2 separate regions of the Homo sapiens genome follow, and region 2 is linked to region 1. The links are chromatin loops, found by intact Hi-C in ENCODE. Cell type or tissue: endothelial cell of umbilical vein. All regions are shown on one strand. Each heading gives the region's core, and the rest is flanking DNA. Links, peaks and the distances in the headings are about the cores only. Region 1 holds the start of GBF1 (golgi brefeldin A resistant guanine nucleotide exchange factor 1). Region 2 overlaps GBF1 (golgi brefeldin A resistant guanine nucleotide exchange factor 1).

Evidence for each region. Hi-C counts contacts between places; a loop is a spot of excess contacts. Peaks named below come from ENCODE experiments on the same cell type or tissue, not always from the same donor. Only the 100,000 strongest peaks of a DNase experiment are listed, where the experiment ranks them.
Region 2: it touches region 1 in a loop (6-fold over the local background); 4 of 110 quality-filtered maps call a loop at or near these places.

Annotation. Positions count from the first base shown.
Region 1 is chr10:102,232,862-102,248,696 of GRCh38, forward strand. GBF1 (golgi brefeldin A resistant guanine nucleotide exchange factor 1) reads left to right here and starts at 12,671. Exons shown (of 40, transcript NM_001377137.1): 1 at 12,671-12,920. PITX3 (paired like homeodomain 3) reads right to left here and starts at 8,651. Exons shown (of 4, transcript NM_005029.4): 1 at 8,472-8,651. RefSeq lists a silencer at 8,513-8,802 and enhancers at 12,419-12,478, 12,679-13,128. In endothelial cell of umbilical vein, for the core only: no CTCF peak of the experiment used is centred there; a DNase peak (open chromatin) is centred at 12,520; H3K4me3 peaks cover 1,265 bases; H3K27ac peaks cover 620 bases.
Region 2 is chr10:102,294,293-102,310,127 of GRCh38, forward strand. The region is part of intron 3 of GBF1 (golgi brefeldin A resistant guanine nucleotide exchange factor 1); the gene reads left to right. Among named protein-coding and RNA genes, the nearest start is that of GBF1, 57 kb to the left of the region's middle. RefSeq lists a silencer at 11,780-12,074. In endothelial cell of umbilical vein, for the core only: no CTCF peak of the experiment used is centred there; no DNase peak of the experiment used is centred there; H3K27ac peaks cover 716 bases.

The DNA.
Region 1 (15,835 bases), core at 11,039-13,538:
TTGTATTTTGAACCAGACCTGATATTTCTCCCTTAAGAATAATGTATACTTACTGTGAGCCTTTACCTCATTCTCTCTCCCCTCACAAGAATACCTCAAGTATGATCATCCTTTTTCTGCTGAGGAAACCGTAACTTGAAGGAACTTGATGAGGCTCACAGAGCTTGTAAGCAGTGGGATTGAGATCTGAACTAGGTCTGTGAGACTCCTAATGCTTTTTCTTTGTTTGCTTTTTATTTTTCTTTTATTATTATTTTATTTTTCTGATCCAGTCAACTCAGAACGCTTGTTTTCTCACACTGTGCTTTCTGGGGCCTTCCCTCGAGATTCGCTCAGGGACTCAGCTGCGGTTCTAGCCTGGCCTTGCTTGGGTCGGCTTCAGCTAGGGCAGCGCTGCTTTGGTCTGTTTCGTTTACGACTTCTTTCTTTTTTTTTTTTCCTTCTTTTTTTTTTTTTTTTTGAGATGGAGTCTCGCTTTGTTGCCCAGGCTGGAGTGCAGTGGTATGATCTCGGCTCACTGCAACCTCCACCTCCAGGGTTCAAGCTATTCTCCTGCCTCAGCCTCCCATGTAGCTGGGACTACAGGCACGTGCCCCCACGCCTGGCTAATTTTTGTATTTTTAGTAGAGACGGGGTTTCACCATGTTGGCTAGGCTGGTCTCGAACTCCTCATCGCAGGTGATCTGCCTGCCTCGGCCTCCCAAAGTGCTGGAATTACAGGTGTGAGCCACCATGCCCAGCCTGTTTTGTTTATTATTTCTGAAGAGATTTCATTTGAAAGAAGGTAACAAGATCAAACACAAGTATAAAAACCACTGGGTGCTTGGGCCGGGCCTGGTCTCATGCCTGCACCGACACACACTGCATCCCACCAGTGACTGCTCCACTCATGGACAGCCTCTACCAAGCCTGCTCCAGGCCATAGGCAGGAGCTTCATTAGACCACCTTCCTACTCATACTTCCTTTCCCAAACTTAGCCTCACATTGCCCAGGAGCCTCCCAGGGTCCTTCTCCAAGTTTCCCCCGCAGGGTCCCCTTTTCTGCCTGCTCTCCCAGGACCCCTCTGCTGCGAGGAAGGGAAATGGGCAATACTGGGGCTCAAGACTCTGGGTGCCTTTTGGTTGGAGGAGAACAGAAGGAGGCTAGGGACAGAGGGAAGGGGTAGAGAGCTGAGTGGGAGGGGCCTCTCTGCCTCTCTCACCCCTTCCCCATTAACAGGGGCTTAATGCAGGCTGCACAGGATGGCATTAATGTGGTGGATTAGCCTAGATTGAGATGTGTGTCACTTGGCTGCTCTGGATTTATTAGGAGCCTTTCTCAGGGAGGTGCAGATGGGCAGCAGCCTGTATTTGCACATGGTAATGCCCCCTTCAACAGCTCAGAGATCACAGCTGTGCCCCCACTCCCCACCCCACCTCTCAAGCCAGGTTGGGAGTGGAACCGAGGTCAAGGCAGGAGGTTGAGAAAGAGTCCCTGCTCTTTCCACAGGCAGAGGGGTCTAGATCTTGGACCTTTTATTGGGTGTGAAGAGACAGGGCTGGAGGGAACCCAGGACAGGAGAAAAGTCAGGCCAGAACTGGAGGTGTGCTCAGCTTACTTCCCCTTCCAGGTCGGGTCAGGTCAGGGGGTTTGGAGCTGGAAAACTTTGGCCAACAATGCTCTGATGGAAGGGAGATGTCCCTGAGAAGGAACTATGGTAGCCTTGGCTGGGAAGATGAGGGAGGAAGGGTTAGAACTGAGAGTTGGAAAAAGGGGTGCTCTGAAGTCTCCCCTTACTTCATACCCCTTACTTCATACCCAAGATGCCCTTGAAATGCAAATCATCCCCCTGACTTTTCCAGAGGCCATGGAAGCAACATGGAGCTGGGAAAAAACCCAGAGAGGGGTTTACCTGTGGGAAAAGCAGTCCCACCCTTGCCACCTAGCCTTCCAGTCAGCTTTGGCTCCCGACTTGCAGTTTTCCAAATTACCCTGTCCCCGGCATTCCATACCTGCATCTTGCTTTCACTTTATTTCAGCAGAGGGAGGCAGGGTGAGAAGGGATATGGGCGAGGAAAAGCCGAGGCCAGAAAGCCGAGTTCAGGCTGCGTGTTCCCAGAGACAGACAGACACATGTGCAGACACACACAGGCCCCCACTCAGACATAATAAGCACTTGGACTTGGAGCTAGGGGCACACAAACACACACTCTCCCACACATGCGCTGCCACATCCAGGCAGACAGACACGTACCGTCACACAGTCTCCTCTCTGTGACAGGGACAGCTGCCGGGGCTGTTTTGGAGCTAGCCATTATTACCCTTCCCCCACCCCCCACCCCCCCACCGCCTCCCTGGCCCCTCTGAACCTCAGCTCTCAGTCCCAGGAGCTAAGGACTCTGTGTGGGGGAGGAGCAGGCCAAGGGGCCAGGGGAGTGTTCTGCACTGGATGCTGCTGAGTGAGGAGAAGGCATGAGAATGCTGGAGCTAGAGGATGGGGTGGGGAGGAGGGGCAGAAAGTGCCCAGGCCCCTCTCAGGAAAGTCATCTGGTATAGCCCAAAGAAATTAGGTTTAGAGTCAGCAGATCTAGATTCACGTCCTGGCTGTACAACTTACTAGCTGTGTGTCCTCGGCAAGTTACTTTACCTCTCTGAGCACATTTCTTCATCTCCGAAAGGAAGTTCATGATCCCTTCCCTACTTGCCTTCAGTGTTGTTATAAGGTTTAGATAAAAACATAAACATGTAAATATGAGTAGGGATAAAACTCTACCTGAGTAGTTTTTTTTCCTCACTCATTAAACAAATGTTTATTTAGCACATTCTATGAGCTGGGCATTGAGTTAGGCACTGAGGGTGGAGTGGTGGCTAAGATCTCATCCCTGTGTCTGCCCTTCCTTGAGTGAGTCATCTGCCCAGACTCTGTATCCTCCAGTGAAGTGTTTCCCTGGTGAATGAAGGTGAGTACGCTGCATTACTGAGAGATAGGCAACACATGCTGTGAACACTCTGTCCTGAGCATAGGTGACCCAGTCAACAAGGTAACAGCAAAATGGGCAGAGTAACCCAAGCTGGGAGCCACTTTGGGGACAAGGGACTGGTAGAGGAAAGAATGAAGCCTTTAGGCTCTTGCATGGGCTAGTAACAGCAGAGAGAGGAGCCACAGCTGAGAAGGGACCTGACCGTGAAACTGAAGAGAGAAGGAAAGAACAGTAAAGCCAGGCAGGCAATAGAGAGATGGAAGGGTGGGGGCATAGACCTCTAGCCGACTCACGTCCGGGTGGGCTGGTCAGGCAAAGGCTGGGGGCGCCAAGCTGTTGTCTGAGCTGGAGACAGGCTGGCTGAAGATTAAGCTCCCCCAAACTGCTGGAGGTCAGGAAGCTAGGGAGTTGGGACTGAGGCCAGGGACTTCGCCTCACTCAGTGGATAGGGAAGAACAAGCAGTAGGTCTGGAAGCCGCAGGATTGGTTGATGCTAGTAAGAAATGCCCAGGCAGGGACAGAGAGAGTCAGAAGATAACAGTGATGGTGAGTCCAGCTCTGGAAGGGGGCTGCCGGCCCCACCCCTAGACTTTTTGCCACACCCTGCTAGGGATGTGAGGGATGTGTGGCCCAGTCCCACTGGTATCAGGGTGGCAATCCCAGGCCCAGGGAGTACAGAGGGCCTACAGGTATGCTCTGATTCTGTAGTACAGGCTGGAATTACAGGAAGCCTGGTCATGGACTGCAGCAAGAATGAAATATCCAGGACATATGAAGGTGGAGAGCAGATCCCAGGCCAGGGAGGCCACAGTGGGGAGGCCATGGTTTCCAAGAGACACAACCCCATGGCAATAAGTCAGCTGTCATGTGGACCCACTTAAGTCCTGAAGCCAGAGAGGTAGACCAGGGACATAGTGAGAGCCCACAATCGGTTGCAATAATAATGCCTGAGGCTGGAGGCATAACCTGGAACTCAAATAGGAGAAAACCTTTCTCATTCAGGGGCTAAATGGAGAGATGAGAGGAGCTGGAGTTGTGATGTTTTCATCTTATAAACATGAAACTGAAGTGAGGTCCTTAAGTGGACATGGCTGCATGTTCATTAGGGACGCTGAGCACCCAGACTCTATGGTTTGCTGAACTGCAGTGTGCAAATGGGAGCAAATCGAGACACATTTGCAGCAAAGATTTGAAGCACTCAAGTTATTAAGGGACGATTCGGGGATCAGAGAAATGACTCCACAGTCTTCCTGCTCTTCCTTGCTTCCTTCCTTCAGCAAGTATTAGGTGTTAAGAGGGATCCCAAGAACAGTAAGGCAGAGACCCTATCTTGTAGGAGTCTGCAGTGTAGGGAGGCAAACAGAGCACAGGATGGAAAGATGGACCGCATGGGTCTGACTCCCAGACTGTGGGAGATCAGAGAGAGGGAAGCCCATGGAAGGTGGTACCGAGTGTTGGGAGCTCAGAGAATATAGGCACGTGACTGAATTGGGAGTTCAAGAGGAAGAGAAGGGGTATGGCATTCTAAATAATCAGCAGTGTTGGGAATAAGCTGGCAGGCTGGGAGGGCAGTGGTGAGCCTAGGTTAGTCAGAGTCTCAGTGTAGGCCACGGGAGATCTGCAGAGAGAAACGAGTCAAACCGAGGGGGCCTCCAATGGGGGACAAGGGGCAGTGGTTCAGATTTGACAAAGTCTAGGCTACAGTATGTCCAGCTTTTTCATCAAAAACCGCTAAGATTCACACTGAGCAACAGCCCTGAATAAAGAAAAAAACCCTAAGACCAGTCAAAAACAACATCTACTAGAAAACAGAAGCATGACCTGAAACAGCTGCCACTAGTATGAAATTGTTTTGAGGTCACCAGCTTTATGTTAAAAATGCAAACAAATTTTTCGTTCTATTCCATACTTTAGTCATGGATTATAAAATATTTTAATATAAAAATAAAGCTTTTTTTAATATAAAACCCCCCAATCTTCAAGTGATATCACCACACCAGGAAGATGGGCCCTGTTTAGACTGTGTGTCATGCCTCCTCCACTCCCGTACTGCCCTCCTCCCCCGCCCACCCCACTATGAGAAGCAATGCACCAAGCAGTAGGGGTCACTGGAGGCTTGTATCCAGGGGTGTGACAAAAAACAGCATCTTTGTGACCTTTATTTGACCATGGTGAGCATAAAGGGTTGGGCAGGGAAGAAATAGGAAAGGAGAAACTATTAACTGAAAGGTGTAAAAAAGGCCCCGGGGCAGGACAATGGGAAAGGAGAGATAGAGTTTTGAAAGTTATTCCTCTCTGTCTTCCCCCAACTCTTACCCCACTGATGATCTTTTCCTTTTCCTCCCCATCATTCTTTTCATGAGTCCCTGGCAGTGGCCATGGACACCCTAGACACCCCAAAGCTCAGGACCTAATGGATCCTTCAGGTTAGTCTAGGAGGCATCATTTAGTGTGAATGGAGAAGAAAAGATTCTACTGGCCCCATCCTTCAGTCACCACAAGTCAGCTCTAGCCTGCTGCGTTTGCCCTCCCGTCCTGAACCTGAGTCCTGGGCCAATGTTCCCATCCCTGAGCAGGAGGCAGGCAGAGATATTTGGCCTGGTAGACAGGCTGAGCATTTGGGGAGCTCCCCAGAGTTCTCAGACAGCGGCAGGGGTAGTGGCCAGCATCTGAAGTCCACGATAGGGTGGCCCGTCTGTCATTAAGATCCCTCCTATGGCTGCATCAGGGATGAGATTAGGCTGCTCTAAGTCTCAGCCCCACTTTTCCAAACAAAGATTCTGCAGCTTGGGCATAATAATAGCAGTGCTTCTTATTTATATGATGCTCCTCCATTTGCAGAGGGCCTTCACAGACATAATTTCATTTAACTCGCACAACTGCCCTGCATGGCTGGAGTGCCTATCCCCATTACACCTCTAAGAAGGCAGGATGCAAGGTTACACAGTTTGAAGAGATTTGAAGAGATTCAAACCATCTAGTTCTGCTCTTTCCATGCCTCACTCCCTCCACCCTGTAGCCATTTGTGACTCTGACATGTGCTGATCCTTCCAAACCCTGAAGGATTCCATTTCTACTTCCTGCCTCTATCATCTCTCTGGAAATGAGCTCTGGAAGTATGCTGCCCACTGTGTGCCAAAGAACATTTTTCTATTCATCCTGAGCTTGCATCACTCCAGTTCTAAAAGGCCCCCTCATCTCCAGTTTCAAGATTTGGGGAGCAAGCAATTCTTCTGCATATCTAGGTCTTTTATTATGCTGTAGATTTCCATCCTGTCTCACCTTCCAGAGGACTAAACTTTGAAATTTGCCCTCACCAGCAACCCCTGGCTCCCCATTCTGCCAATCATTCTCTGACCCTACTCTAGGCCCATGACATTCTTCCTAAGAGCCAGTGACCAGGCATGCGTTCAGTTACAAGGCTTTATGCAAGGGTGGGAAAAGGTTCTGTCTTTTGTTTCCAATCACCTTCATTATGATACCACCTCTTTGGCCTTTTTGGCAAAAGCCAACTTTGAGCTAAAGTCTTCAGGGAACCATCTGTAATGCTTTCCCTGTTCCTTTCCTGACACAGAGTCCTTCATTTCACCTATAATTTCAGTGATTTTATGGGAGCACAGCAATGGGAGCACAAGCCCCTGAAAAGTGTATCAGAATGTGATGGGGATAATTGTGGTGTGTCTTTATATTGATCAAAATAGGGCAAATGAAAAACAAAAGTTGAGAATCCTAGCCAGTAATAAGCAAACTTTAGAACTGAGGAATGGACATGGGAGTATGGGGAATACGTATTGTATGTCACTCACAGGTGAAGGGTAAGAAAGGTTGAAACCACTGTTTAGATTACTCATTGCTAAATACAATGCCTTGCACTTGTCCTTGTGAAAACTCAGTCCCCAGCTGGGCTATCTTGCTCACTTATATGGACTCGTTCTCCCTGTTCTGTCCTCTTCAGCATAATTGAGCTGTGGTTAGAATTGGGGTCAGGGTGGATGGTCACTGTATGGGCCCAGCAGAGTCAGGGCTGTATCCCAGCTGCAGGGAAAGTAAACCCGGCTGTTAGGTAGGGCCAAGATATCCTTCCCAACCAGACTGAGAGGGCCAGATAGCCCCCTGTTGGACTCCAGAGTCTGGATTCCATGAGCCTCCTTCCCACCTCCGCTCAGCCACCAGGGTGGTGTTGGGACTGGTAGGGCTGAGGAAGAAAAAGGGAAACAGGACCACAGGATTTGCTTTGCTAATGGGGCTGTAGTTTTCTCTTCTGGCCTGGGCTCCTGCCCACTGTAGGGAAGGAGCCATTGGTCGCCTGATACTCCAGCAAGGAGTCTGGGGGGTGTCTGGTTAATTGTATTGGAATTAGGGGGCAACTGAGGCTGCCAGGGGCTTGTACCCAGCTCCTTCCTGTTTTCCCATTGCCTTTTGTCACCTATTCCTTCCTTTCCTGGTCTTGATTCCCACTAGCAGGCTCCTCATTGGCCTTCTGTCCTCAAATTTGGATTCTGGAAGTACAGAGTGATGCTCTGATCTATTCTGAATTGAAGGGGGCATGTGTCCCAGCCCACCTCACCCCAAGGCCAGGTTGTAGCCTTTACTCTCGCTCCCTGCTCACAGCTTCGCAGCCCGAAGGAGCTGAAACAAGTTTGCAAAGTGTGAGCTGGGATTTGAGGTGACCCACCGCAGCCGACCCCATCGCACACGCAGCAGCTGGGCAGGCGCTGCTGGGTAGACGGACATGCCACCCAGCCAGGGACATTCTGTCCGCCACTGCCAGACACAACTCCCGCTCCGGAGAGACCCACTTCGCTACCCGGACATTCTGTCCGCTCCGAGCCCCATGCACCGCGGACATTCTGTCCGATTCTGAGGCGGCCTCAAGTCAGGACCCTTCTGGGCCCAGACACCCCAAGCCAGATCCACTATACCCGCCGCCTGGTCACTCTGATCCGCACAGCGGCCATCTGACTCAGTCGCGGCCGGGCTCTCACAACACAGCTCCTATTCCAACTGCGGAGCAGCTGGGAAGAGAAGCGTGTGCGACCAGGCGCACCCCGGCTCCCAGCCCCAGGAGTCTGAGCCTAGGCCGAGGGGCATCGGGCGCCGTCAACTGCCCCCACACTGGGGGCCGCCCCGCCAGCTCCCCCGCTGGCCAGGGCCTCTGTAACCCCTTTCGCTCCCTGGCCGCCTGCCCCGTGCCCTGGGATTCCAGGGCGCTTTCTGGTAATGGTTTCCAGACTCCCTACTCCCTGCCTCGCGAAGCCCCTATCCTGGTTTCAAGTCTCCGGCTTCGTTCCGGATCCTCTGAGTCTCCCCCTTCCCTATCCCCTGGTTCTTACCCTGAGTTTCCCTTTTCCCAAGTCCTGGCCCCAGGTCTGCAGTCCGCCCTCCCATTCTCGACCTGTTCCCAAGGCACCGGAGTTCAGCTGCCCCAGGTCTCGTTTTAGGGATTCCAAGGTCCAGCAATAGCTCCTCGGCCCCATGAGCCCCTGTCCTTAGAATGGTCAAACACTCACAGTGCGTCCTGCAACAGGCAGACTCCCAGTAGCGGCGGCTGCGGCGGCGATCTAGAGGGCAGGCAGGGGCCAGGGGCCGGGCACCCGGCCGGAGTGGGGGCCGCCCCCCTGCTCCCGGGCCGCCTCTCCGCTCGGGCGCTCCTGGACTCTCGGAGGGAGTGAGCCTCACCGCGTACTGCCACCCCCAGCCGGCGCCCATTCACTTTATGGCAGACCAGGGCGCCCCCAGCCCGCCGCGGCGAGCCGCGCGCGTCAGGCCCCGCCCCTTTCCAGCTGCCCTGCTGGGGCTCCGCCCTTTCCAGCTGTGGATCTCCAGGCCCCGCCTTTGAGGGAGGGGTCTGGCCGGCGAGACGCCAAGAACCCCGCCCTCTGGCCAATCAGAAGCGCTCTTCAGCAACTCGGCCGCGCCCCTCCCCACGTGGCAGAGACCGCGCTCCGGCTAGGACGCTTAGGCAGAGCCAAGTGGGCGAGAGTAGAGTGGTCCCGGTAGCCACGGGTAAAAGGGATCGGCTGGCAGCGAAGTGGGTTGGGCCGCTACCCCGAGGAAAGTGGATCGGCGCCAGGTGGGAAGGCGCACGGGGCCGCCGGGTCTCAGCGCTCAGACTTCTCTGCCACTCAAGTTTCGCCGATTTTCTCCACTTGTCGCTGTCCGTCTCTCCTCCCTTTTGTCTCTGTTCCAATCCTCCCACGTCTCGCCTTTCTTTCCTCTTCTTTCTCCTCAGCCGCTTCGCTCCTGCTGTTTACCATTCTCCTTCCTCTGCCACTTTAAAAGACTCATTTCTCTTTCTCTCTGCTCCTCTTTCCTCATATCTTTCCTCTTCTTCATTTCCCCCTTCTTCTCCAAGGAAGGTGACTTCGTGGAGACAGCAGGGTTTGGAATGATACAAACCAAAGTAGTATTCCAACGCTGCCACGAACTGCACCATCACTGAGTGAACTTGGACGAGTAACTATCATCTCCCTCCCCGCGCAAAACAATTAAGAGGAGGTTCCTGCTGGATCTCAGGGCTTGGGCTGGGCACTCCAAAGGCATTGCCTTTCAGTCTGTACCCTTGTCTTGCTTAGGCTGTGCTCTCCCTCCTTCAGCAGGGCTGGTTTCCCGCTGGTGGTACCAGGTTAAGTCCTGTGGGCAAGGTGTGGCCTTGGTGCCTGCTGGTTAGGAATTTGCAAGGGACAGGACAGATGACCAAGGAACATCCTGGCAGACTGTGACTTCGGCCCTCTCTGACTTAGGCCTCAATTTCCAGGAAACAGGCTCCTTCTCTTCTCCCAGTTAGGCTATGTTGCTTGGGTGCTCCGAAGAGCCTAAGCCCAGGCCAAACACTGTGGCTCATGCCTGTAATCCCAGCACTTTGGGAGGCCGAGGCGGGCGGATCACAAGGTCAGGAGATTGAGACCACCCTGGCTAACACGGTGAAACCCCATCTCTACTAAAAAATACAAAAAATTAGCCGGGCTTGGTGGCGGGTGCCTGTAGTCTCAGCTACTGGGGAGGCTGAGGAAGAAGAATGGCGTGAACCCAGGAGGCAGAGCTTGCAGTGAGCTGAGATCGCGCCACTGCACTCCAGACTGGGCGACAGAGCAAGACTCTGTCTCAAAAAAAAAAAAAAAAAAGAGCCTAAGCCCAGTCACACAATATGCCCCTAAGGCAAATCTGAGCAGTCATGTCTTGACTGTTCAGTGACTCCCATTGCCCTTAGGATAAAGGTCAAGCTCCCTAGCCTGGCATACAAGACCTTCAGGACCTGACCTTGTCTTCATCTCCAATTTCCTAGTAGTGTCCTGCACACCTCTGGCCCTTCCTGTGAAAGTAACCCATCTTTATATTGTCAATTCCTACTCCTCCAATGTTCCACTCAAGTCTTATTTTCTCTGGGAAGCCTTTTCTGAACTCTCAGTTTAGCCCCTTGCTCTCATGACCCTCAGTGTATACCTTCTATTACACCACCCACCATATTGAAGGGATCAGCTTATGTGTTGTCTGCTATGATAATAAAATTTAGGAGGGTAAGGACCATGTCTGTTATTCCCAGGCATAATGTAGAATCTCAATAAATGTCACACTGAAATCTATGAGGAAGATGTTCTGCCTGGTAAGATGATGATTAGTGGTTAGGAGGGACTAGGGAATTGTCATCTCTCTCCTCCCCATCTCTATTGCACAATCACATGCTTTTAGAATGATGAATTTCTGGAGGTATGTAGAAGTAGATATTGGCGAGCAGAAATTTTTGGCCCACTTAGAGGATTTTCCAATCGGCTTTCCAGGACCTCTCAATCTGAGACAGGCCCAGGACACCAACTCTCAGTTTTCAAATGAAGAGGAAAATGGCTTTGAGGTAATGTGGAAAGAGGTGCTATGATGGTATATCCTCTTTCCCTGACTCTCTTTGGGTGATAGAGGCTAGATCCTCAGCTGGACCCACCGACCAGAAGCCCAATGTGCAGGTGTAGGAAGTTACTGAGGGGTTCTTCACGTCTGATATCTGATGGGTGCTTTACACTAGAGCATCGTGGCCAGGTGTGGTGGCTCACACCTGTAATCTCAACACTTTGGGAGGCTGAGGCGGGTGGATCACCTGAGGTCAGGAGTTCGAGACCAGCCTGTCCAACATGGTGAAACCCCATCTCTACTAAAAATACAAAAATTAGCCTGGTGTGGTGGCAGATGCCTGTAATCCCAGCTACTTGGGAGGCTGAGGCAGGAGAATCACTTGAACCCAGGAGGTGGAGGTTGCAGTGAGCCAAGATCACAGCACTGCACTCCATCCTGGATGACAAAGCAAGACTCTCTCAAAACAAACAAACAAACAAAAGACAAAAAAACAAAACAAAACAAAAAAATAGCGCATCGTAGCACACGGATGGTCTTTGGATGTCTGGTTTTGAGACTACTTTCCTATGTGGTTAGTTATAGAGCTTCCCTGGACTTGGGTCGTCCATAATTGGGAGGATGTATGGAAAGAATTAGGTATTTTTTTTTCACTGCCTCCCAGCAGCTTCTCCAGGTCTGCAGGGACACTGGGGCTCTAGTGTCCCAAATAGGCTGGGAATTTCATGATTCAGTCTCCTAGGAGAAAACCCATCCTCTTGTCCTCTTCTCACGCATTCTCACTTCCAGGTAATACAGGTAATTCTAAATAGCTTAGTAACCTCTATCATCTCTTGCAAGGGGAGGAGGCAGCTGGGGGCAAGACAGTGAAAACAGGTGGGCATCCAACCCTCAGGCCCCTTAGCGTTTCTAAGGCAAACAAGAAAGACTTCTGTTTCCTATCACTGATGAGGTGGGCTAAGCTGCGTATTTAGCCTGGTGGATAAGGCCCGTCAAAGGCTTGGTATGAAAGGCAGACCGGGAGTCAAAGCCCGATATACTAAGGCATAAGAGGTGACAAAAGGCGATGAAAAGAGTTGGCCTGGGGGTGAGGAGACCCAGGGGTTCGTCTCTCTGCTCTGCTATTTACTAATTATGTGAACATGGGCCCAGCCTTCCACCCTGGGGCTGTTTCCTATAATGTAAAATGAAGAGACTTAAATTAGATATCCAGGGCTTCTGCTACGTCCCATTTTCTCTATTTCTGGATGATGGGAGTGGGGCAGAGGACGCTGAAACAGAGTTGGGACGTGACAGACATAACTGTGAGAAGCCACGACAGGGAAGGTGGACAAGAGGGCGAGGAGAGCAGGGTGTGGAATAGATCGCTGGACTTGTTTTTAGAATGAAGGGAGCCCAGAGCTGCCTCGAAAAGGAGTGATTCCTCAAGGGGCATGGTCTTGGCCCAGGTAACTTTGATAATACGTGGACAGGGGAGTAGGGATGCCCGCTCAAGTTCTCAAAGCGGACCCCGCCCCTTTCCAGCCAATTGTAGCCTTTTTCCCCATAATGCCCAGCAGCCACTGCCAAACCGCGCACTGCAACCGAACTCTACCTAACTCCACCTCTCTAGCCGCCCAGCCCAGTTCCTCATTTTTTATTGGTTTTTTAAACTGTCACTCAGAGAGTACTCGTATCCGTTGGTTGTCCCCTAACATACCCTTTCTTTCCCTTGTAATCGCGCTTCTTTAGGCACTACCCGCCTCCTGAAGCCAATTTCCTTTATTCGATTGGATAGTCGGAATGCTACTTTTCACGGTGCAAAGCTATGATTGGCTGCGCGCGGCAGGGCTCGCGCAGTTACCAGGCAGCGGGCTAGACTGAGGCTAGTTACCACGTCAGTGAGCTGACAGGGAAGGTACCCGGCTCTACTGCCCGTCCCGGACGACTCATCCTGGCGGACTGTGCAGTCCCACCCTGACTTCGGCCTCAATTTCCAGGAAACAGGCTCCTTCTCTTCTCCCATCTGCTACCAGAGCCGGGAGAGCTGCTCGGAGACGCCTCCGGGGTGCGGGCTGGACATGAGCAGCGGCTGCCGGTCCTGGGACTAGGCCCCGCCATTTTGGATCCGCTGACAGGTCAGCGAAGTCTCTTCCTAGAGTTCCGGTGTCGTGAAGGCCGCCCTGACATCGCAATAGGGAATTAGTGGGAAGGGCCCTTAAATTGGGCGAGCCAAGGTGGGCTAAGGACGCAGCGGACAGGAATAAGACGAGGGAAGGGTTGTTGTGGGAGGGAACAGGGAGGTATGCAGGGGCAAAGGTCATGCCTCTGCCGCAGGAGGGGCGATTTCTGCTCTCATTACTGATCCTTTGCAGGTGCCCAAATCTTCTGTTTTCCCAGGCTTGACCTAGTATTTAGCTTCTCCTTTCCAGCGCTTTCTGCATCCTGAAGAGCCCAGTACTCAAAAGCTGAAAGCAAACCTAAGGAGCATTGTGTCTACTTTTATGGGTTTTCAGACTTTAGATGTGAAAGTCTCTCTAGATTCTGTACAGCGTCTACTTCTTTGTGATTGCCTCACTAATACAAAGGAACTGCTTCATTAATAATGATGAACTAGTGCACCCTAGAATCAGGTTGTCAGCAGAGGGACGTGTGGAAGGCTTGAGGTTATAGCAGCGCAGGGAACTGGGCTATGAGAAGGCTTCCCTCTTACAGGACAGCTCAGCTGCCAGTCTGGGTCTGTATGTAAACACTATACTTATCTTCTGGGCCTGTTTGTTCCTTTATACAATCTTTCACAGGCATTCTTTTGTAGTGTATGTTTTTGTTGACATTTTTCTCTCAGATCTTCACTAAGGAGATGAGGCTTAATCATAAGGAAACCACTCTATTATGACATATTTGACTGACAGCAGAGAGAGATATTTGAATACTGGCAAAGTTTGGTATTGTCGGCCTATTATGTTTAGTGGGCAAAAAGAGTCATGAGAGATTTTCAGCCAATTGTAGGGTCAGAGCCCCAGAGTGAATGATGGAACATAACCCTAGAGAGTAGTTTATGGCACTGTGATGACCTTTGATAAACTGCTGTGTTGTAAAGCTATAAAAGTCCACCAAGGGTAACGAATGCTTTTAGAAATAAGGAATAGTGTAGATGGTGTTTTTTAATGCACAATGTGGAAACTTGTGCATTAATTCAGGTATAAAAGGCACTCTAGGCCCTGTGGAGGATACAAATGGAAAGGTCTGCTTTGGGACTGCTCAGTTAATGCACTTCTTAAAAGTAGTAGCATGTATGTGCAGTGGCCTAGCTAGAGCATGTAGTAGGTTAAGAGCAGGATCAACCTAATACCTTTTGGTATGTAGTGGGCACTCAATAAACGTTATCTCTATCTGGGATTAGTTTCAGTATGTGATCAGGACTTGTGGCCTGCTTTTGGCCCTGGCAGTCAGGAACACTTTGCACTTTTGCATGATGAGGTAGTAACAAGGAGGATCAAAACCTCATAGTGTCAGAAGAGAAAACTATTTAGGATCTTGGAATGACTAACTCAATTTTTCCTACCTTTGTCCTTATGAAATTGAAATTTCATAATTTCCCTTTTCCCTTCCTACCTTCGTCCTTATGAAATTGAAATTTTTGTGTGTGTTGGGAGAAGGGGGATGGCATTATTTATGCTTCACCTGTGTTGATTTAGATGGAAATGGTACAGGAAACTATTTGCATTTTAACTTGCTGATCTAAGTTGTAGAATTCCTCCCCTCTCCCCGCCCCCAAGAAAGTAGTTGAACGCAGCAAATGAAATGACATACCTCAGGAGGTACCCAGGTTTGATGATCCTGCCTTGCTCACTTGGGCCATTGCCCTGTTGAGTTGATATGCTTTGCATAACAGGCAATCTAGTCTCTGGGTAGGCAGTGTGATCAATCCAGGATCCAGTCATCCTCAGTTGAGCCTAAGGGTGACTATAGAGGCATCAAAACGTTTTCTCTTTCTCTCTCTTTCTTTTTTTTAATCCTAAATGTCATTTCTAGATAGGAATAATTTTCTAGATAGGAATAATTCCCACTCCTACCCACAAATCAGAAAATTCATCCTTCAAATACAAGTCCCAAGCTTGTATTTGAGCTTCTTTTTAATGGTGTTTGTAGACAGTATGTTCCAGTCTTGACAGTGATGCTCATTGGCACAGTGGGAACTCAGGCTATAGACATATCTCCTCAGTAGCTGGGCACCAATCCCAGTTTCAGCTCAGAGTTCTCAAAGTTACACTACTATTTTATTTCCCTCTTTTCCAGAAGTCAGGATGACTGCCACTTTCACATAATAACCTCATTGATAGGGTACTTAGACTGGCTGCTGTGGGCAGCTAAAGAGGAAGAAGACACAGCTCTTGCTTTTGAGGAGACTCTATTTATAGAGTACTCACTGCAAGGATCACCCTAATCTTTGTATGACACTTCTCATTGATTGATCACACACTATATCCCTGTGGCTCTGTGTGACTGATTAGAATGATTCTGTTGTTGGGTTAATGGTGGGATTGAATTTAAGGGTGTATGTTTTTGTTGACATTTTATCCTCAGGCTAGAAGAGCTATGTAAATATAATGAGCTGCTGTTTAGCTGTTACTCTTTTTTTTTTTTAATATTTCAGTATGTTCAACTGCAGTTGTTTAACTAAATGAAAATATAATAAAGCAGTGTGCTGATTTGGAACCCCAATAATAATAGAAGTGATCATAGAAGTGATTATTTGTTCTAGTAGTAGTGGAAATTACGATAGATGCAATAGTAGTGTAAATGATCATGGAAGTATGATGGCAAAGTAATGGTTTGCCAATCATATAAACCAGGGGTTACGAGCTCATGTGCCTAAATGCCAGGCAGGTAATGTAAATGAGTTAATTGAGTCCCATGGGAATGTATTAGGATTAGTGGGGACTGTTGTGTACTGGACAACCCATGCCTTTATTTTTTTTTTGTCTTTAATTTTAATTTCTTTTTATTGAGACAGGGTCTTGCTCTGTCACCCCGGCTGGAGTGCAGAGGA
Region 2 (15,835 bases), core at 6,835-9,334, 57 kb after region 1:
CTCACTGACTTATCCAGAGCAACTTCCAGTCCTGCAGGGTCCATTCATTCTAAGTACCCAGCACAGGGTTGCCATTTTCTTTTTTTTCTTTTTCTTTTTTTTTTTTTGAGACAGAGTCTTGCTCTGTCGCCCAGGCTGGAGTGCAGTGGCGCAATCTTGGCTCACTGCAACCTTCGCCTCCTGGGTTCAAGCCATTCTCCTGCCTCAGCCTCCTGAGTAGATGGGACTACAGGCGCCTGTCACCACGCCCGGCTAATTTTTTGTATTTTTAGTAGAGATGGGGTTTCACCGTGTTAGCCAGGATGGTCTCGATTTCCTGACCATCTGCCCACCTCGGCCTCCCAAAGTGCTGGGATTACAGGCGTGAGTCACCATGCCCGGCCCATTTTGTATCTTTTATGCAGTATTTTTACTGTACTTTTTCTGTGTTTAGATATACAAATCCTTACCATTGTGTTAAAATTGCTTACAGTGTATAGTATTCAATACAGTAACAGGCTGTACAGGTTTGTAGCCTAGAAGCAATAGGCTGTACCATATAGCCTAGATATGTAGTAGGCTATACCACGTAGGTTTGTGTAAGCATACTCTATGATTTTTGCACAACAATGAAATCACCTAACAATGCATTTCTTAGAATGTATCTCTGTCCTTAAGCAATGAATGCATATCAGTTAAGCCTGTGAGGTAGGCCTGAGGATGTGGAATAGCAGACACCAATATATCCTAATCCCAAGAGGCAACTTCTTTCATCTCTTTTAGTAGATTCTTTTGGAATTTACTCCCATATTTCTAATTAACAAGTGTGTATTGCTGCTTCTTAGTTTTTCAGATTAAAGGATAGAGCTCCACTCATTTGTTTTGTTTCTCTGTCAATATTTACAAGAGTCAAGTTATCTTAGAACTGGAAGAGACTTCAGATCCTCCAGAGAACTAAACTCAAAAACTGTCAAGGGCTTGGCAGATAACTTAAATGAAAAGAATAGGGAGTAGTATGGACTGTGGCAGACTAGAATTCTGTGCCATCTAAGGACATTCAATTCAGTTTTAACTCTGCACATATCAAACAGTTGCAATATATGGACCTTGTTTGGATAGTGATTTATACAACAAACTATCTTTAAAAGTTTATGGCAGTTATAGAAATTGAATAATTGCAAATTGAGCACTAACTAAAATTTTTATATTAAAGCAATATTACTCTTTTAGATGTGATGATAATGATATTAAGGTTAAAGATGTATGAAATGATATGATAGGCAAGATTTGCTTCAAAACAATATGGGAATAGAAGGGAATAGAAGGGAAAAAACAAGATAAGCCCTAAGTTGCTAATTATTGAGGCTGGGTTTGGGATATTTGGGCGTTTGTTAGTCTGTTTACATAATTTACATTTATATAATTTTGAAAATTTTCATAAGCTTTTTTTAAAAGACTTATGTGGGTAAAACCTTGTCTCCTTCGAAGAGGAATATTAGAATGAGGAGAAAAGGAATCCAGATTAAGCGAGAATAGAGGCAGTTCTGTTAGCTATACTGATTAAGGGTTGTCACCAGAACCTTACTAGTATATTCCATTGAATAAATATGTATTTGTTATTATACATATTTATTTGTTTGGCATATTCTGTTAAGTTTATTTGTATACTCAAATAAATACTTATATCTTAAGTAGCGGACAATAACATTCATTCCAAAATGTGGTTTCACTTATTCTCAATAAACTCATTTATTGCTATTAAAAAAATAAAACACAATATAATACTAAGCAAAACACATCTATGGACCAGCCCAAATTTGTAAGCTGGCTTTCAGTTTGTGATTTCTGAGTCTATTCTCACCAGCTTGTTTCACAGAAGAAACTAAAACTTAAACCAAGGTCACATAGCTTATCAGGGGGAAAGCTAGAACTCAGGTCTCCTGATTCCCCATTCATTGCTGCTGCTTATGAAAAAAACTGCCCAACTGACTTAAATAAGAAAGAAGGGTTATGGTTTTGCCTGGCAATTGTCTCCTGTTTCCTAACCTTGACTATTTTTTTTAGAATATAGGTTTGAGATTTGTCTTCTCTCTTTTTGTAAGATGATAGGGATAAGAGATTCAGCCTTAAACTTCTGGTAGAAATCCAGGTCTAAGGATAGTTATATTTCTTTGAATGATAAAGAATTGTAGGCCAGACGCGGTGGCTCACGCCTGTAATCTCAGCACTTTGGGAGGCCAAGGCGGGTAGATCATGAGGTCAGGAGTTCAAGACCAGCCTGGCCAAGATGGTGAAACCCCATCTCTACTAAAAAGACAAAATTAGCCGGGCTTAGTGGCGGATGCCTGTAATCCCAGCTACTCAGGAGACTGAGGCAGATAATTGCTTGAACCCGGGAGGTGGAGGTTGCAGTGAGCTGAGATCGTGCCACTGCACTCCAGCCTAGGCGACAGAGTGAGACTCTGTCTCAAAAAAAAAAAAAAGAATTGTAGGCCAGGCACAGTGGCTCACACCTGTAATTCCAGCACTTTGGGCAGCCAAGGTGGGCGGATCACTTGAGGCTAGAAGTTCAAGATCAAGCTGGCCAATTTAGTGAAATCCCGTCTCTACTAAAAATACAAAAATTAGCTGGACCTGGTGGCGCGTGCCTATAATTCCAGCTACTTGGGAGGCTGAGGCACAAGGATCGTTTGAACCCGGGAGGCAGAGGTTGCAGTGAGCCTACGTCGCACTACTGTACTCCAGCCTGAGCAACAGAGCGAGACTGTCTCAAAAAAAAAAAAAGGAAAAAAAAGGTAATTGTAGCATTTAAGCAAGTTATAAGCATAAGACTTAAGATGAGGCAGGACTGGAAAAATGAACCCCTTGGTTCTATTTGGTCCCCAAGTGACATTTCACTGCCACTAAAAATTGCTGCTGTGTGTGGGCTTTAACATTTATTTTTAAAATTTAATTCTTTTCTCTAAGTCCAGAGCACTAAGCAAGCAGCATAGATGTACAGACTTGCCAGCTATTGGGGATGTGTTGCTAAGTAGCTGTGACAGCCTTCGTTAGATGCTTTGCTGTACAGTTATCACTAGACTTTGCTCCCAGGTCTAATTGGGAAATAAGGATTCAGGCAGTTTTGTTTTATGTATGTTTTGTTAGCATGCTTAATTTAAAAGCCTAATAAACCTGAGCTGACTTTTGAAAAACCATTTCTGTACTAGCAAAGATTCACATAGCAAACATCAGTTGAGGAGAGATTACTAGAAAGCACCAGAAGAAATTAGAATGACTCTTGTAGATAGATTTGAATAGTCTTTCTACTATTCCAGCTTATTCTCTTCTTTTTTACCTTCTTATACTACTCCTGTTTGTTTATATATTTTTCCACTCAGACCAAATGGAAGCAGAAGGGAAAGAAATGATCTTATTGAATTCCTTTGGACATAGAATTTGAGTCCTTCTGGACCTTTTCATAACCCCTTTGAAGTATACTCTGTTTTCCTAAAGAACTTGAAAATTTTATAAACCAATCACTCATCAAGTAGTATAAAACTCAGGCCTTTTATAGAATTTTTTTCCTTTCATAGGTAAAAAGTTGTTAGAACAAATACCACTTTGAAATTGATGCAGGTACCTGGAATGAAAGAGTTGAAACTAGTAGTTTTGTTTTTGGTTTTTGGTTTTGGTTTTTTTGAGACAGAGTCTAGCTCTGTTACCCAGGCTGGAGTGCAGTGGTGCAATCTCAGCTCACTGCAACCTCCGCCTCCTGGTTTCAAGTGATTCTCCTGCCTCAGCCTCCCGAGTAGCTGGGATTACAGGCGCCCACCACCACGCCCAGCTAATTTTTGTATTTTTAGTAGAGACGGGGTTTCACTGTGTTAGCCAGGCCAGTCTTGAACTCCTGACCTCGTGATCCCCCCGCCTCAGCCTCCCAAAGTGCTGAGATTACAAGCATGAGCCACCATGCCCGGCCGAAACTAATAGTTTTAAAAATGTATTCTAGATGTCGACTAGTAAAGGCTTTGCTGTTATCTATACCTAGGTAATGTTCTAGACTAGATGACAAGTCGAGTCCACACCTGAGTGTTGATTTTGACTTTAAAAAATTAAATAGAAAGTTAAAGCTATTGGCTAAAATTGTGAGTTTATCTCTATATTTGTAGATCCAGTCACACAGTTTAGCATCATATTATATCATGACATTAGTTCTACTTTTAGAAAAGTGTATCTTTTAGCTAGAATATGTGCTCTTTGTAGTCAGGGACCATGCCTTCTAAATCTTTCAGAGATTAATAAATACTCGTATATTTCGTAAGCATTTTGGCCTCTCTTTTTGTCTCTACTCAATATAGGTGGTAATAATACTCTGTATCAGGAACTTTGTATGTATCATCTCATTGAGTTCCCCCAAGGATATTTCAAGGTAATATTATCCCCATTGTATAGAAGAGGAAACAGAGGTTCCAAAAAGTGAAGAACTTGTGTAAGGTCACATACTTAGTAAGTCACAGAAGTGGGACTGTAAACCTAGGCCTGTTTCACTGATTATACCTCCTACTCTTACCTCTACATCAAGATCCCTTGAGAGCTTTGGAATTGTCACTAGAAGTCTTGACTATTCTCATCCTCATTTTTGGTAAATATGAAACTCATTTGTTCTGTTGTTCTAGAAAAGCTCTTAATGTTTAAATCAGGATCATGGACTACTATCCCCCTCTTCTAAGAGCTTAGATTAATAGGGGCAGTATAACATAGTGGTTAAGAGTGTATATAGGTTCTAAAGCCATGCAGACTGGCTTTGAATACTGGCCTCACCTTGATGACCTTGGGCAGGTTGCATAACCTTGCTGTACTTTAAGTGCCTTATGAGGCACTTACCATAAAATGAGGATGGTATGGAATACTACTCAGCAATAAGAAAGAACTATTGATACATGCAATAACCTAGGTGGATCTCAAAGTCATTCTGCTGAGTGAATGATTCCAGTTACATAGCATTCTGGAAAAGGCAAAACTGTGGTGACCAGGAACAAGCATGATTGCCAGGGGTTGGTGGTGGGGAAAGCGTGTGACTACCATGGGGTAGTATGAGGTGATTTTTGAGGAGATGAAACTGTTCTGTATCCTCATTGTGGTAGTGGTTACATGAGTTAGTACATGTGTTAAAACTCATAGATAATACGCTTCCCCAAGGAATCCATTTACTATACATTAATTTGTTAAAAAAATAAATGTAAAAAGGGCCAGGCGCAGTGGCTCATGCCTGTAATCCCAGCACTTTGGGACGCAGAGGCGGGTGGATTACCTGAGTTCAGGAGTTCGAGACCAGCCTGACCAACATGGAGAAACCCCGTCTCTACTAAAAATACAAAATTAGCAGGGCATGGTGGCACATGCCTGTAATCCCAGCTACTTGGGAGGCTGAGGCAGGAGAATCGCTTGAACCCGGGAGGTGGAGGGGTTGTGGTGAGCCAAGATCACGCTGTTGCACTCCAGCCTGGGCAACAAAAGCGAAACTCCGTCCCAAAAAAATTAAAAAATAAATGTAAAAAATGGGGCAGTAACAAAACCTACACATACCTGTGTACTACCTACTATACAGTACATAACTATATACTAAATTATTTTTATTATTGTTATTTTATCATTGTTATTAAAAGTATGATATTAAATATGGTGACATTCATTTAAAGTAGGATAGAATAAACTTTCACACCATCTGCATGGGTATGGTCAGTAAATGTGAGAAAAATGAGTAACTGTTGAGTCAGGTGGAGTATGTTTTCACATGATTTGGCAGGGGATCTGAGGTTTTCTGGACAGTGGAGGATTAGGCCTAGTATTTCTGGAGTATCTTGCAACTGACTTCTTGTCTGGCTGCATATACAGTTCCCTTGATAGTATTCTTCAACAAAATAGCTTTGGTCTTAGAAGCCACAGCTCTTTTCACTGGCTTCAGATTAGATCTGAAATTTGGACTGAGCAAACTGGTCAAAGAAGGAGCTGGAAGTGGTTCTTATACTTGGAAGATGGTAGCTGTTCTGTATAACAGCTGTAGCTTCCAGAGGCATTTCTTCCTGCCAGCCATAGTCTCTGGATTAGACAGTGATAGCAGTAGGGCAAGCATTATTCAACAGCTAAAAAAAAAGTTAAGGTCGCAGTGGCATTGTAGTTACACTAGCAGTGAAAAAGAGGTTCTAAAGTGAAACCATGACCTTTCCATCAAGTGGGGTGGTGCTTTTGTAGAGGAACTCACAACCTGAATCAAAACAAGTTAAATAAATGGTAAAAAGGATTCTGACCTTAGAATGCTTGCTATGTTAGTTGGCACTTACTGGTCTGTATATTCATTTTTACCTAATGACGCCAGAATTCAGGAAGCAGGGGGGAAAGGGGAATGTTTGTGGTTCCTGGTACAGGGCATTGGTTTAGCAGTGACTTAACTTTTCCTAATTTCTTTACAACAGTGACACTAAATTTCAAGCAAAGCTCCGTCGTCATTCAGTTTGCTTCTTTTATAGCTTGTTGTACATATGTGACTAAGTTATTGATTGCTGTTGAGGAACATCACTCTTTTGTGGCTTTGAGGAGACAATGCCAAATTGACTAGCCTATTGTTTTATTTTGGTTTTGTGTTTTAGTTCTCGTTAATTATGCTAAGAGTAGTTTGTTAGGACAGTGGTTTAAAATATATAAGAGAATCAGTATTTTCTTTTCTTTTTTTTTTTTTTTTAAGTATTTATTGATCATTCTTGGGTGTTTCTCGCAGAGGGGGATTTGGCAGGGTCACAGGACAATAGTGGAGGGAAGGTCAGCAAATAAACAAGTGAACAGAGGTCTCTGGTTTTCCTAGGCAGAGGACCCTGTGGCCTTCCGCAGTGTTTGTGTCCCTGGGTACTTGAGATTAGGGAGTGGTGATGACTCTTAATGAGCATGCTGCCTTCAAGCATCTGTTTAACAAAGCACATCTTGCACCACCCTTAATCCATTTAACCCTGAGTGGACACAGCACATGTTTCAGAGAGCACGGGGTTGGGGGTAAGGTTATAGATTAACAGCATCCCAAGGCAGAAGAATTTTTCTTAGTACAGAACAAAGTGGAGTCTCCTGTGTCTACTTCTTTCTACACAGACACAGCAACAATCTGATTTCTCTATCTTTTCCCCACATTTCCCCCTTTTCTATTCGACAAAACCGCCATCGTCATCATGACCCGTTCTCAGTGAGCTGTTGGGTACACCTCCCAGACGGGGCGGCTGCCGGGCGGAGGGGCTCCTCACTTCTCAGACTGGGCAGCTGCCGGGCGGAGGGGCTCCTCACTTCTCAGACGGGGCGGCCGGGCAGAGACGCTCCTCACCTCCCAGACGGGGTCGCGGCCGGGCAGAGGCGCTCCTCACATCCCAGATGGGGCGGCGGGGCAGAGGCGCTCCCCACATCTCAGACGATGGGCGGCTGGGCAGAGACGCTCCTCACTTCCTAGACGGGATGGCGGCCGGGAAGAGGCGCTCCTCACTTCCCAGACTGGGCAGCTGGGCAGAGGGGCTCCTCACATCCCAGACGATGGGCGGCCAGGCAGAGACGCTCCTCACTTCCCAGAAGGGGTGGCGGCCGGGCAGAGGCTGCAATCTCGGCACTTTGGGAGGCCAAGGCAGGCGGCTGGGAGGTGGAGGTTGTAGCGAGCCGAGATCACGCCACTGCACTCCAGCCTGGGCAACATTGAGCATTGAGTGAACGAGACTCCCTCTGCAATCCCGGCACCTCGGGAGGCCGAGGCTGGCAGATCACTCGCGGTTAGGAGCTGGAGACCAGCCCGGCCAACACAGCGAAACCCCGTCTCCACCAAAAAAATAGAAAAACCAGTCAGGCGTGGCGGCGCGCGCCTGCAATCCCAGGCACTTGGCAGGCTGAGGCAGGAGAATCAGGCAGGGAGGTTGCAGTGAGCCGAGATGGCGGGAGTACAGTCCAGCTTCGGCTTGGCATCAGAGGGAGACTGTGGAAAGGGAGAGGGAAAGGGGAGAGGGGAGAGGTTAGTATTTTCAAAAATCATCATATAGTACGTGGTTACACAACTCTGAATATACTAAAACACATTGAATTGTATACTTTAAAGGAGTGAACTATATCTCAATATATAAGGGGTGAGTTATAGCTCAATAAAGCTGTTAACAACAAAACAAAAATGCCATACCAAAAAAAAAATCATCATACTGATCTGTGACCTTCCAATGGAAGGAATTAAACTAAACTTTTCAAAATGGGGCTACTGGCCCTTAGGCAAGGTCCTGAGATTATCCTAAAATTATGGATTTAGAGTATTTAATGACTTTTCTGAAGAATTCTTAGAATTCATCTACTAAGCAAATAACCATTCATGTAGTTATGATGTAGTCATTGTCAATTTTTACAAGGGAGGAGGATAAGGATCATCACTAAGACTAAAACAATGATTCTGAACTGGGTGATTTTGCCCCCCAGAGAAAGTCTGGCAATATCTGGAGACATTTTTGATTGTCATATCTCAGGCATGCTACTGGTATCTAGTGGATCAAAGCCAGGAGGGATGCTGGTAAACATCCTACAATGCATAGGACAGCCCCCATGATGAAGAATTACGTGGCCCAAACTGTCGTTAGTGCCAAGGTTGAGAAACTCTGGTACAAAATGTACATCTATGTTTTCTTTCAAGAGTTTTAGCTTTTACATTTAGATCTTTGATCCATTTTAAGCTTTTTTTTTTTTTTTTTTGGAGACAGAGTCTCACTCTGTTGCCCAGGCTGGAGTGCAGTGGTACGATGTCAACTCACTGCAACCTCCGCCTCCTGGGTTCAAGTGATTCTCCTGCCTCCACCTCCCAAGTAGCTGGGATTACAGGTGCATGCCACCACACCCAGCTAATTTTTGTATTTTAGGTAGAGATGGGGTTTCACCATGTTGGCCAGGCTGGTCTCAAACTCCTGACCTCAAGTGATCCACCCACCTCGGCCTCCCAAAGTGCTGGGATTACAGGCGTGAGCCACCATGACCAGCTTTAATTTTTGTATATGATATGAGGTAGGGGTCCAGTTCATTGTTTTACATGTGGGTATCGAGTTGTCCCAGCAACATTTGTTGAAAAGGCTATTCCCCATTGCATGGTCTTGGCATCCTTGTCAAAATCAATTGACCATAAATGGCCCTGGTGTAAAATGGCTAATGTCTGTACCTATTTCTCCTAGAAAAAGCCTTACACAGCCTCCCTGAGGTCTTAGAAAATCTTGATGACTTTCTACTGCTATGGCTGCCTAAAGAATAATTCAGGTTGTTTCCATATGAATACTGCTACACCTGAGTGAGAACAGGTTAAGGATTACAGTGTCTGTAAGCCTCCTGTCATATATTCAGGCAGCTCACACCACGCAGCTTCAGTTCTCCAGGCTAAGGCATGGCATTAAAATTGTGAAGGACTTCAAAAATTTAATCCGACTTTCTACCAAGTACTCTAAATTATCTCAAATATTATTGTTGTTTTATGATAAATCTCAATATACAAAGCAGGTACCCTCTCAGTACTTACTTTTTCAAAAATTTCCTTAGCTATTCTTATCTGAATGTTTTAAATACATTATTTTGTTTAATTATCAAGCCGAGGAGGTAGGGTTGTGCTATTTTCTTTGTCATTTTACAGATGCAGAAACTGAGGCTTAGAGAAGTTTATTTGCTATGGTCATACCAGGACTGGGATTTTAATCTAGTTTTTTTTTTACTCCAAAGGCATTGCCTTTAGAGAGCACATAATGAATTATATGTGAAGTCTCCATCTTCACATATAATTAAGTTCTTCTAATAGGAATAAAATAACTGCAAAAATATATCCAAACAGAAAAATGGTACATAAGGTTTAAGCTTAAGCCAATATATACTTAAGGGGAAAATCTAAACTATATTTAAGATTCATTGGCCTTTTATAATCTATATTCTGACTTAGAAAGGGGATATGGACCGTTCTTTGAATACTTACTTGTTTTATAGCTAAAGAGGTCCTCACAGTCATGGGCCACATCGTATGTAATTTTGAAAACATTACAACATGCAAAGACTTCGAATGCCGTATGTGGTTCTGGTTGCAGCATCTAAGAAAGATATATATATTTTTTAAATCTGAGAAAATTTTGGAGTGGTAAAATAAAATACTTTCCAGTCTTAGAATATTAGGATTTAGGAACATAATCTTCAAGGTGAAATTAGGTAAAAGGGGCCGGGCATGGTGGCTCATGCCTGTAATTCTAGCACTTTGGGAAGCCAGGGTAGGTGGATCACTGAGATCAGGAGTTAAAGACCAGCCTGGCCAACACAGTGAAACCCCATCTCTACTAAAAATACAAAAAAATTAGCCAGGTGCGGTGGCACACGCCAGTAATCTTGCTACTAGGGAGGCTGAGGCAGGAGAATTGCTTGAACCTGGGAGGTGGAGGTTGCAGTGAGCTGAGATTGTGCTACTCCACTCCAGCCTGGGCAACAGAGTGAGACTTCATCTCAAAAAAAAAAGAAAGAAAGAAAGAAAGAAATTAGGTAAAAGGAAAAGTTCTTCCTTATGTAGTAGTAAGTAAATTTTTAAAATTTTATACAAGCCGGGTGTGGTGGTGCAAGCCTGTAGTCCCAGCTACTCAGAAGCCTGAGACAGGAGGATCGTTTGAGCTCAGGAGTTCAAGACCAGCCTGGGCAACATAGCAAGACGCACATCTCTTAAAAAAAAAGAAAGAAAGAAAGAAAGAAAGAAAGAAAAAGAATAAAAAATTAGCTGGGTGTGGTGGTTCATACCAAAATAAAAATTTTATGTAAAACATTGGTTCCAGAAGGATTGAGATCAGGCATTCTGATCTGGGATCCAGCAATGGGCTTCAGGAGATTAATGAACCTTCTGAAATTATATGCAGATTTGTGTGTGTGTGTGTGTGTGTGTGTGTGTGTGTGTGTGTGTGTGTACTTGATCACCTCAGTGAAATAATATTAAGAGGTGAAATAATATTAAGAGGTACCACTGTACTTCTAATTCTGGACAAATCTTTCTCCTAGCTATAGAAATTGGAGTCCTGGCCAGGTGCAGTGGCTCATCCCTGTGATCCCAGCACTTTGGGAGGCCAAGACAGGCAGATCACTTGAGGTCAGCAGTTCAAGACTAGCCTGGCCAACCTAGTGAAACCCCATAGTGAAAAATACAAAAATTAGCTGGGTATGATGGCACGTGCCTGTAGTCCCAGCTACTTGGGAGGCTGAGGCAGGAGAATCACTTGAACCCAGGAGGCACAGGTTGAAGTGAGCCAAGATCATGCCACTGCACTCCAGGCTGGGCAACAGAGCAAGACTCCATCTCCAAAAAAAAAAGAAAAAAGAAATTGGAGTCCTTTCACTGTGTTTCTTTTGAGACGGAGTTCCGTTCTTGTCGCCCAGGCTGGAGTGCCATGACGCAAGACTCTGTCTCCAAAAAAAGAAAAAAGAAAAAAAGAAATAAATTCGAGTCCTTTCATTGTGTTTCTCTCCTAAAGAGTCATTTCAATAAATTTGTATTGAATATCTTTTGTATGCCAGACACTTGTGGGTGCTTTGTGTAATACAAACATGATCACTTTAAATGAGTGTGAAGTACTGTTCTGGGCAGGTGAAGGGTAAAAGGAGAGCATCCCTCTCAAAATGATGGAAATAGGATGATAGGTTTGGGGGAGAGCAGGGATCTCCAGAGGGAGAGAATGATGAATAGGTAGGTTGGATTCATGTTGTGGATGCCCTTAAATACCAACTGAGCAAGGTTACTATATATATATACAATTAAAGGATACCTAAGAAGAAGCCTGAAGACTTGAGATATAGACTGGGCTTTATCATAATTAGCTGTGTTACCCTTAGGTAAGTGATTTTACCTCTCTTGACCTCAGCTGCACTACTCAAACACACACATAAACACAAATGAGACGGGAAATGAGCTGGGTGTCTGTTTCCTTACAGCTCTAAATTCTGTTATTCCCCTTAATTCAGTTTTAATAGAAGTGGGAAATCATTCATTGAAGGTTTCTGAGCATGGGAGTTCTCTTCAACAGAATTACTGCTGTTTCACTACCTGGTTGCTCTATTTATTAATGCTCTTTCTTCCACCCTTATGTGATTGCTCTGGGAGGGACTGTCTCTTTATTTGTTTTTTTGTTTTTTTGAGATGGAGTTCTGCTCTTGTCGCCCAGGCTGGAGTGCAATGGCGCAATCTTGGATCACTGCACCCTCTGCCTCCCAGGTTCAAGCGATTCTCTGGCCTCAGCCTCCCGAGTAGCTGGGATTACAGGCGCCTGACACCAAGCCTGGCTTATTTTTGTATTTTTAGTAGAGACGGGGTTTTGCCATGTTGGCCAGGTTGGTCTTGATCTCCTGACTGCAGGTGATCTGCCCACCTGGGCCTCCCAAAGTGCTGGGATTACAGGCGTGAGCCACCGCACCCAGCCGGGGCTGTCTCTTTAGATAGTTACTGATGTGGCCAAGGAATTGGCCATTATTATTAGCTTATATTATTGAGAACATGGGGATGGTCAGGTATCTATTCTTGAATTAGATCTGAAGCTGGTCTTGTTTCCTCATGTTATCAGTCACTGACCTGTGAACTGATCCATGTGTCCACAATGTGGGCAGCAGGTAAGTGCTGACATTTTGATGGCCACATCATATTTCAGGGATCTATGAGAAGGTCTGTAATGACCATGGAAAGCCAGCCAAGAATCTCCTTGCCATGGACAAATGGGAGAAGTTACTAAATTTAGCGGACATTAAGCTGTAAATTATTTGAAAGGTGGAAAAGGATTCTATTCAGAGACTATCCAGAATTTCCATTTACTAATCAGGCCTTGTGCTGTAGAGGCTTTCATCCCAGGAAAAGTATTGCTTTCTCTCTTCCTCTTTCCCCACACTTTTGTTCCTGTTATAGTGGGAGGATGATTTTCAGCTCTTACTATAACATGGACTTCAGTGCATGTTGCTATTAGATGCCAAGAGCCTCAGGATGATAAAATCTGAGGATTCTGATTCTGATTCTGCTATTTAAAAATTAGAATATGAGCTGAGTTTGAATTTTTTAACTACAGAATGATAGAGACATATATGAAATACAGTACATTTTTGCTTTTTGAAAGGAATTGTTATAGTGATGTTCACAAATCACCAACCTTGGCAAAAAAAAAAAAAAAAGGTCCCTGTGAGAACCGGTGTAAATCAATAAGAAAAAAGCAGATTTCCCAGCTGGGCACAGTGGCTCACGCCTGTAATCCCAGCACTTTGGGAGGCCAAGGCAGGCGGATCACAAGGTCAGGAGATTGAGACCATCCTGGCTAACACAGGGAAACCCCATCTCTACTAAAAATACAAAAAAATTAGCCGGGCGTGGTGGCGGGTGCCTATAGTCCCAGCTGCCGGGGAGGCTGAGGCAGCAGAATGGCGTGAACCCGGGAGGCAGAGTTGCAACGAGCCGAGATCGCGCCATTGCACTCCAGCCTGACTGAGTGACAGAGCAAGACGCCGTCTCAAAAAAAACAAAAAAAACAAAAAATCAGATTTCCCAGTAGGAAAATGGGAGAAAGACTTGAACAGACATTCACAATAGAGGATACCTAAATAATCAGTAAACATAAGAAAAGGTGCTCAACTTCATTAGTCATTAGGGAACTTCAAAACCACCATAGAATACTACTACACATAGAGCAAAATAGCAAAAATGAAAAAGATACACAATATCAAGTGATAGCAAGGATGTGGAGTAACTCAGACTTTCATACCCTAAGGGTAAATAGGGTAAATTGGAAAGCTGGCTGCATCTACAAGAGCTGATTTGCCAGCAATTACATTTCTAAGAATATGCCCAGCAGGTAATCATATATATGTTCACCAAAAGATGTTTATGAGAATGTTTATAGCAGTGTTGTTCACAGAAGCTAAAAAAAAAAAAAAAAAAGAGGAAACTGCCCAAATCTCCATCAGAAATAAAATGGATAAGTAAAATGTGAAAATTCTCATAGTGGAATACTATAAATAAATGAGAATTAGTAAACTACAATATCTTACAACACAGATGACTTTCTCCAGCATAATATTGAGTGAAAGAAGCCAATCCATACCCAAAAGACTATAAATCATGCTGCTATAAAGACACACGCACACGTATGTTTATTGCGGCACTATTCCCAATAGCAAAGACTTGGAACCAACCCAAGTGTCCAACAGTGATAGACCGGATTAAGAAAATGTGGCACATATACACCATGGAATACTATGCAGCCATAAAAAATGATGAGTTCATGTCCTTTGTAGGGACATGGATGAAATTGGAAATCATCATTCTCAGTAAACTATCGCAAGGACAAAAAACCAAACACCACATGTTCTCACTCATAGGTGGGAATTGAACAATGAGAACACATGGACACAGGAAGGGGAACATCACACTCTGGGGACTGTTGTGGGGTAGGGGGAGGGGGGAGGGATAGCATTAGGAGATACACCTAATGCTAAATGATGAGTTAATGGGTGCAGCACACCAGCATGGCACATGTATACATATGTAACTAACCTGCACATTGTGCACATGTACCCTAAAACTTAAAGTATAATAATAATAAAATTAAAAAAAAAAAGAAGCCAAACCAAAGGAGCTTCTACTTCATGATGCCATTTATGTAAAGTTCAGGCAGAGAAAATCAGTGGTTTAAGAAGTTAGAATAATGATTATCTTTGGAGGGATTGCAACTGGAAGAAGTCATGATTGGGATTTCTGGGTCCTAATAGTGCTCTGTGTCTTGATCTGAGTGCCGACTACATGAGTGGTTAGGTTTGCAAAATTCATTGAGTTATGCACTTAATGGTGTTGTCTTATTAGAGCTGATGGAGGAGAGAGGGCTTCAATTTGCACAACTGAGTAATCAGCTAGGCCCAGTCACTAGGTGAACAACTTACTGCTACCAATCAGCCTTAGAGCAGGAATCAAACTCATGTCTCAGAAAAGTTATTAATTACAGCTTGTCTTGGGACTTCCTTCAGAGTCACTCTTGAATAGCTGAAATAGTAAATGTTAAATCTGTGGATGCAAGTGTGTAAATTATTTTAGTCATCAGCTCTAATAAGATGGCCTTTGGGGAAATGAGTATAAGGTCACGAAAATGAAATGGCAAGAAGGAGGTCTACTATTTCTTCTGTAATACTGATTTTTACCCCATCAGGGTCAGTCCCCAGAGGTTGTAAATGTGAAGCTTGTTCTTTTTCTTTAGTAAGCTGAGTTTGTGGCTTTTTAAAGCTTTGCTTCACTGTTCTCATTTGTAAGTGAGATATTGCTTGTTCACCTCCCATAGCTGATGAGGAGATTCTTGTGCACTGTATTTGTTGAGATAAGGCTGGTTTGGGGTTTTGTTTTCATCTTTGTTTTTTAGTTAAATCATAACCTAGTTATGATTTTTGTGTGTCCTTGTTTATGGATCTGGAATTTAATTCATTATTAGTTGTAGAATGAAAGGTAAGATTTTGTTTTACTCTTCTCCTGAATTTTCTCCCCATTCTAGATCTGTTGGCATAAAATTTTAACCAGAAGCTAATTTAGTGATGCTGAGTTAGTCCTAGAAATTAGTTTCAATTCTAGTGTTAATATAGTCTGGGTTTCTAAGTTGTAGAAAAATCTCATTTTTTGGTTCTTGGTTTTCATTTGTATAATTTAGGGAAAATACAACCAACTGTATTTTAAACATATATAGTCCTCATCTTTTCTGTTGGGCTTGAAGAGTTGTACTGGGTATTATGGAACTGGAAAGAAGCCATGTGGATAGTTACGGTATTTAGGTGGATTTGTTGTTGGTAGAAGTGGTGAATTGGAAAA